Regions from separate parts of the Homo sapiens genome. Here region 1 is linked to region 2. The links are chromatin contacts, found by Hi-C or POLR2A ChIA-PET in ENCODE. All regions are on one chromosome and are shown on one strand. The core of a region is the stretch at or near the end of the contact, and the rest is flanking DNA. Distances in the headings are between cores, read along the strand shown.

What was found. Hi-C counts contacts between places; a loop is a spot of excess contacts on that map. ChIA-PET counts read pairs that join two places held with the same protein, here RNA polymerase II (POLR2A). Pooled maps may share reads with other maps.
Region 1: a loop to region 2 is called in a pooled map, with 6 times the contacts of the local background. The contact joins the promoter of E2F8 here to the enhancer-like site in region 2. A Hi-C loop is called at or near these places in 1 of 37 single-sample maps with no recorded cell type and 1 of 50 pooled maps. POLR2A ChIA-PET finds 5 or more read pairs at or near these places in 1 of 52 experiments (GM12878).

What each region holds. Positions count from the first base shown.
Region 1 is chr11:19,238,810-19,242,615 of GRCh38, forward strand. E2F8 (E2F transcription factor 8) reads right to left here and starts at 2,136. Exons shown (of 13, transcript NM_024680.4): 1 at 1,739-2,136; 2 at 1,298-1,421. The coding sequence starts at 1,312. The region is part of intron 1 of CSRP3-AS1 (CSRP3 and E2F8 antisense RNA 1); the gene reads left to right. RefSeq lists a silencer at 2,206-2,905 and enhancers at 3,026-3,135, 3,341-3,806.
Region 2 is chr11:18,227,518-18,231,124 of GRCh38, forward strand. No RefSeq gene overlaps it. Among named protein-coding and RNA genes, the nearest start is that of SAA4, 7.5 kb to the right of the region's middle. RefSeq lists a silencer at 1,864-1,913. Within about 2 kb of position 2,159, at least 2 of the 41 ENCODE cell types and tissues checked have a DNase peak (open chromatin) inside an H3K27ac peak, as active enhancers do.

The sequences.
Region 1 (3,806 bases), core at 886-3,385, 1.0 Mb after region 2:
GTAAAATGATTAGGTTGGTGCAAAAGTAATTGTGGCTTTTGCTACTGAAAGTAATGGCAAAAACAGCAATTATGTTTGCATCAACCTAACAGCTACCTAAGACCACAAAGCTAGATCCTGGCAGAAGCAGGATAGCCACTGAGACAAAAGGGTAAATTAACAGCAGTTCATAAATAAGGCTAATGGAGACTATGTTCCTTCCAGTTTTGGACACCAGGGACTTCACACACTACTCCCATCTTTATCTATTTTAAAGAAAATGCTTGGAACAGCAATAAGTAAAATAATAGGCAGACCAAATAACTTTAAGAACATGGACAAATGGGACATGTTGTGACATCTTGGGTTTATCAAGTGCATTTCCGTTTGTATGTTCATGGAATCCTGCATTCTTAGCTCGCAGAAGAGAAGATGCAGGCTGAGAGAGGTCACGTAGGAGTGGAACACAGATATTTTCACTCCAAGTATGGTGCTCTTCTTACATGGAAGTCAGTATGGTGGACCCAACAGGAGCTCCTTGCCAGTGTGTGCATCTGAGATGTACTGATCTGACAATAGGCTTTTTCTTTGCCTCAGATTATCAGAAGCAATAGTAATTCTCTTATTTGACTAACATCTAAAACTATTAGGAAATATGCATGTAAGTTCACTTTTTTAAACCTATTAGTAGTTGGACACCCCCCACAGACAATTCTTTTGTAATTTTACAAAATGTTTGCCCCCTAAACAGAGCATTTTGCAGACCCCATAAATAAGCTGCCAATTTGGTAAAAAATTATCTTAAAAAGAAATTCAGTCTCCAAACATGTCAAATGCCCTTTCTGAATTCCAAGTTGTTCAAGAATCCTCAGAAATGTTGTAATGAAACTAACGAATTTTTGAAGAGGGGTAGGTTTGCCCCTTTACACTCTTTCTAGTTTTTAATGATTTGGTAGCTGTCTCAGACATAAAGAGAGAAAAGGTATTTTTAAGAATAATAAAATTTGTTAGTTTCATTACAACATTTCTGAGGATTCTTGAACAACTGGAATTCAGAAAGGGCATTTGACATGATTGGAGACTGAATTTCTTTTTAAGATAATTTTCATTTTTTAAACTATATTAATTAAATTAGTATATATTTTAAACTATATATTTTTGAAACTATAAGATAAGGTTCATTTTTTCCAGGTCTTTACAGAGGCTAACCAAGGTTGTGGCATTAAGAAAACACATTGGATAGGGAAAAATTATGGAGTTAAATCAGGATGATACTGAATTTAAAATTGCAATGATGAATACTGAAGTTATAAAGTACCTTTTCGTTCTCCATTCTGTAAATTCCTCATACATTTAGAGTTTAAAAATGAAAAATCTGGAGTTCCTCCCCAAATCCCGATGGTTCAAGTAGTCCAATCAATTGTACTAAAAGTTTTAATATCCTTAAAGAAAAAAGGAAATAGAAAAAGTTAGAGAAAAACAAGAACCAAAAGATCTGTTGAAAATTCCTTCACGGACAAGAGGCTACGGAAACAAAGCCTAACGAAAAATGACAAACTAGATTTACATTTTATTCTCGACCAGAGATCGCCCCACTGAGCGGAGAACGCCAACAAATGCCAGTAAATTCCTTCAGCAAACGGATCGGCGGTCCTAAGACTTCAAGCAACCCACGGAATTTCTAGTGACAGCCCTCTCCCATCTGTAGAAAAGGCGAGCCATTCTCCGGACCCCAGCGAATACTTTAGGAAGCACCCACCTGTTCGCAGATCAGGGCTCCGGACTAAGCGCACGAGCCCAGGTCCCAGCTGAGCGCACGCGACCCCAAGTAACTGGGTACAAGTCTGCATCTAGATGCCTGGATTTCTCCCCTTACACACACGTGCACAGGCTCAGCAGTAAAGTCGTGGGAGGTCGCTTGACAGGAAAGTTCCAAATTCAGTCCCAAAGCTCCAAGTATGCAGTTGGGCATTTAAAGAGTCTTATAATTAAGACTTTTTTTTTAAATTTAAAAAAGGGCTTCCTTAAAGATACAAAGCACTATTTACTCCCTGTTCGGGTGGCCAGTTCACACCACGGCGTTAGACTCCACCTTGGAAGGCTGTATTTGCCCAATAAGGCAAGCAGGTACTGTCCCCCGGCCGCCACTCGCTCAGTGCACTTCCCCCAACTTTCGGCCAAAGGCCCCTCCCCCAGGCCCTGTCCGCCCGCCGCAGTCCCGACAGTTCCCGGACAGCATCATCGTGGTTTCCAGGACAACAATTCCCGACCAATCAGAGGGCCGGAAGCGGGCCTGCGATTGGCCGACGGCGCCAGGGGCGGGGCCGGACCTTCCGCCTTCGATTTAAAAATTTGGCGCGGAAAGTCGGACCGTGGCCGGCGCCTCCCCTTAGCTGCGCGGGGCCTGAGCGCGGGCAAACCCGCGCCCGGAACCACGGCAACCCCGCCCCTCCCCCTCGTTCGCCCCCGCCCCTCTGCGCGGGAGCTCAGCTCCTCCCTCACGGCCCCCGGCGAAGCGGGAGGCGGGAAACGGCCGCCGCCGCCGCCGCCGCCACCCTCCCGAGCCCTCTCCCGGTGCCGTGTCGCCCGGGCGCCGCGCCCCTCTGCGTCCCGCTGACCTGTCAGTCCACCTCACGGCGGGAGCCGGCGGGGGCTGAGCCGGGACTCGTCAGCACCGCTGCCCCTCTCAGGCCCGGGAGCCCGCGTACCTGGCAGTCAGTCTTTCCGCAGCGCCGAGGTGGGTGCCGGAGAGAGACGCCGGGACCGGGACTGGCGGGCCGGCTGGCGGGCAGAGGGAGCGTGACCGTCCAGGAGCAGCCAAGCCCCCGATTTGAAATTAACCCGCTCCCGGCGCGAGCCGATACCGCGGGCGGGGAGGGCCGCTCCCCTCCCCCACGCCCGCTCGCCCCGGCCCCGGCCCCCGAGCGCCAATCCGAGCCTCCCGACCGTAGCCGCCGGCGAATCGGTGCAGGCACCGCCCTCCACTCCCGCCTCTACGGCAGAGTTGGGGGAAAAGTTCAGCAACTTTTTTTTCCTTTTTTTTTTTTTTTGCATACACCCCCTCCCCTTGCTCAAAGTTGGGGAATAAAATTTGGCCCGTCCGGGGCTCGCGGGCTGGGCCGCAGGCGCCCTGCGATTCCCCGCTTGGGGCTATCTCACCCCTGCCCAGCCCCAGGCCGGCTCACCTGCCCTCGGACTCCAGCCGGACCTCTCCCCCTTGCACCCCTGGCATGCATGATTGTGCTGCCCACCGTCTGCCCCGTGCCTCGCAGAAACTGGCGCGAGGAGGGAGAAGCTTGGCTACTGGTGCCTAAGCTCCGTGGGCTCTGGGCCTTGGCCCAGCGGTGAGAACTCAGGTGTAGGAGGAAGAGGAGGAAGGCGGAAAACCCTCCAACCCTGTCCTCGCCGTCTTTCCTCAGGGTCTCCCACCCACTCCTCCCTTTCTCTTCCCTGTTGTCTTTCCCTCTTTTTCCGGTCTCCGAGCCTCAGGCAGCTTTAGCCTGGTTCCCTGTAGAGCCCTAGCAGGGTCGGGGAGACACTTCGATCCTTCGTCCTCACTTTGCAGAACGGGACACCGAGGCCCGGGGCGGCGGCGCTGCCTCGGCTGCACCTGGATCATTTGCGCCCGCGTTGGCTCCCTTTGCTCTCCTCTGCCTTAGACTTTTCTGCGGACTGGTGCTGAGTGTTGCCCAACCGCGCCGAGATCTGGGCGCCGGTCTCTCGATCTGGACTCGGTTTGGCTCGTCCTCCTCTGTAATCGCGTGTCTTTAGGCTCCAGCAGGGCCCGGGGCCACACTTCCCCACTCCCACCGCTAACTTGGGGATCA
Region 2 (3,607 bases), core at 909-3,408:
GGGCTTGGAACAAGGACCACTTTCAGGACCAGTCGTAGATACAGCTGTTCTTCTCTGGGCAGTTCCACCCCCATATCTGAGGGAGCTGGATTTCACATCAGGAAGAACCCTGACCACCATCTCAGTAGAGACCTCCACATCAGTAGAGAATATATATCAGCATCAGTTAGAAGCACATCAAACCAGGGTGAGGCCAAAATGATTACCCCCTCCTTTACATCTCTCCCCTTTCCCAATCCTGAGGCTGAGAAGTGTGATAGAAAGACATCTCAGAACTAGACTATCCCCACCCTTCTCTAAGGTGCTGGTGCCAGAGGAGCAGGGAAAGAGTCTCTAACCGTCACCCCTCCCAGCACTCCCACTACAATCTAGCCAACAATAGCGGAGCAGGATGCTTTAAAACAGACATGATATTGGAGCTTGAAACGGGACTGCAGTGACCTTTAATAATCTAAATAATCGGCCAGCCGCGGTGGCTCACGCCTGTAATCCCAGCACTTTGGGAGGCCGAGGCAGTGGATCACGAGGTCAGGAGACTGAGACCATCCTGGCCCACATGGTGAAACCCCGTCTTTACTAAAAGTACAAAAATTAGCTGGGCGTGGTGGCAGGCGCCTGTAGTCCCAGCTACTTAGGAGGCTGAGGCACAAGAATCGCTAGAACCCAGGAGGCGGAGGTTGCAGTGAGCCGAGATTGTGCCACTGCACTCAAGCCTGGCAACAGGGCGAGACTTCATCTCAAAAAAAATAAAATAAATAAAATAAAATAAAATAAAATAAAATGGGGAGACTAGTTAGATGGCTACCGCAGTACCCCAGATGAGAAATGATGTAGCCAGGAGCATGAGGGTGTAAATGAGAGGAAGTCAATGGATTAGAGATGAACTTTGGAAGTTCACATCCAGCGGATTGAATGTGGGGGTAAAGTGAAGGGAAGCATCAACACATTCCCCTAACTGGTGTGAGGAACAGAGAGAATGGCCATGTCATTAACTGAAATGGAGAAACCTGGAGTGTGAAGAGTTCTGACGGGAAAACCCGAGTTCATTTTGGGACACGTTAAGTTTGAGATATCTGGAAGCCAGCTATGTAGATATGTCAAGTAGCCAGTTGGATGTACAAGCATGGAGCTCAGAAATGAGTTTTGCAGGGGGAGATATAATTTTAAAAGCCATCCACATATAAGTACTATTTAGACTTGTGAAAGAGAGCATAGAGAAATAAAGAATGGGGGCCCAGAGCCAAGTCTGAAGAACACAGAGTTTGGGGAGATAAAAAAAGTCCCAGCTAAGGAAATAAAGGAGAATTGAGGTAGAGGGTAATATTATGCTACTTAGAGCTGATGAAGGAAAGAGTAGTATTATGAAGCCAAGAGACCAAATATATCAGGAAGGAAGGGGAAGGCAACTGCGTTGAATGTTGCTCACAGAGCTACTGATATGAGAAAAGAGAGATGTTCATTGTTTTTGGCAGCATGGAGGTCAGTGGTGACAAAGGTATTTTGCTGAAGTTGTGGGGACAGAAACCAGGCTGGAGTGGGTTAACATATGATCAGAAGTGAAGAATCAGAAGGTGTGTAGATGGGCAATACTTTCAACAAGTTTGACTTATTAAGAGGAAGAAGACAATGTGCAAGAGTGAAGAGTAATGTGGGTTGAAGTGTAGGTTTTCAATGGGATAATCTAATTCAGAAAGCAACTACTGAGTGCCTGGACCCTGCTAGGCATTAAGCATGCAGTGATGAACAAGATATGGTGCCTGTTCTCAAACAAGTCAGACATTTCCCCAAGCATAAGGGCTCACCTGGCCATTTAAACCAAGTGCTGGAGATCCACGAAGAAGAAAGGGGTCTCCACTGCTGAACCTCTTGGCCTTGTTCAGTGTATCACAGGTTCTGAAGTCAGACAAACCAGCCTGCAGTCCTGGCTCTGCACCTGTTACATATGTGACCTTGGAGAAGGTCCTAAACACAAACCTCTCTAAACCTCAGTTTATCCAGCTGAGAACATCAAAGCCTTCTCTGCAGCTTAAATCAGATAAAGTATTTAAACTGTAGGGCACAGTCTTGCAATTGCAATTAAAAATGGCAGCTATTCTAATTACTATTTGCTGACTTCCCATACCCCAGCAAAATTTGGATTGCCACCAGTGTGTGCTTCTGTTGAGGCTCTTACTAAACTGTGTTGTCTATCTACATATCTCACTTCCCCTTTAGGACAGGAAGTAGAATTTTATTTGAACTAAAAGCCAACGAAATGCCGGCCAGGTGCAGTGGTTCAGGCCTACATTTTCAGACCCTTGGCCAGTTGAGCCCATGAGTTAGCCCAGCCCGGCCAACATGGTGAACCCCCTTTTTTATTAAAAACCCAAAAATTAGCCAGGTGTGGTGGCCCATGCCTGTAATCCCAGCTGCTCGGAAGGGTGAGGTGAAAAAATCCCCTGAACCCGGGAGGCGGAGGTTGAGTAACCCGAGATCACCCCATTGCACTCCAGCTTGTTTGACAAAGGGAGATTTTGTCAAAAAAAAAAAAAAAAAAAAAAAAAAAAAAGAGAATAAAGATAAGGAAAACCAACAGGAGAGTCATTCCTTAGGTAAAATGAGCGGGACAAATTAAAAATTGAGTCAGGGGAGGCACGGGTGTTGATAAGAGATAAATCAGAGTCGGCCAGGCAGAGGGGCTCAGGCCTGTAATCCCAGCACTTTGGGAGGCCAAGGCAGCAGATCATTTGAGGCCAGGAGTTTGACACCAGCCTGGCCAACATGGCGAAACCCCATCTCTACTAAAAACACAAAAATTAGCCGGGCATGGTGGTGCGCACCTGTGGTCCCAGCTACTCCAGAGGCTGAGGTGTGATAATTGCTTGAACCCAGGAGGCAGAGTTTGCAGTGAGCTGAGATCGTGCCACTGCACTCCAGCTTGGGCAACAGAGAAAGACTCTGTCTCAAAAAAAAAAAAAAAAAAAGAAAGAAAGAAAGAAACCAGAGTCCAAGATAGCAGTTTCTAGGATAGAACTCCTAGGATTAGGCTTCTCTAAGCAATGTACCTTGTTTTTATTGAGACAGGGTCTCACTCTGTCATACAAGCTGGAGTACAATGGAGTGATCATAGCTTACTACAGCCTTGACCTCCTGGGCTCAAGCAGTACTCTAGCCTCAGCCTCCCAAGTAGCTGGGAATACAGGCACATGCCATCATGTCTGGCTAATTTTTTTGGTTTTTAGTAAAGATGAGGTTTCACTATGTTGCCTAGCTGGTCTTGAACTCCTGGGCTCAAGCGATCCTCCTGCCTCAGCTTCCCAAAAGGCTAGGATTACAGGCATAAGCCACCACACTCAGCCCACAATGTACCTTCTCCATAAGGAAAGAGCTCACTGGGGGACAAGGCCTAGAGGCAGAGAGTGGACAGGATGCAATGAATTGGGCAGTACAAAGTCTGTATACAGAGAGGCCTGGAAACTGCAACAAAATAAACTGTGAGGCCCTGAAGAAGAAGTGGGAATTTGGGGGTAGAAGTCCAATCTGAGATACAGAGGAGACTGATGGAAGACTGCCCAGGGCTGTGCCAGAGCCATGACTCCAGCCACTCAGAAGCCCAGGATGATGGTCA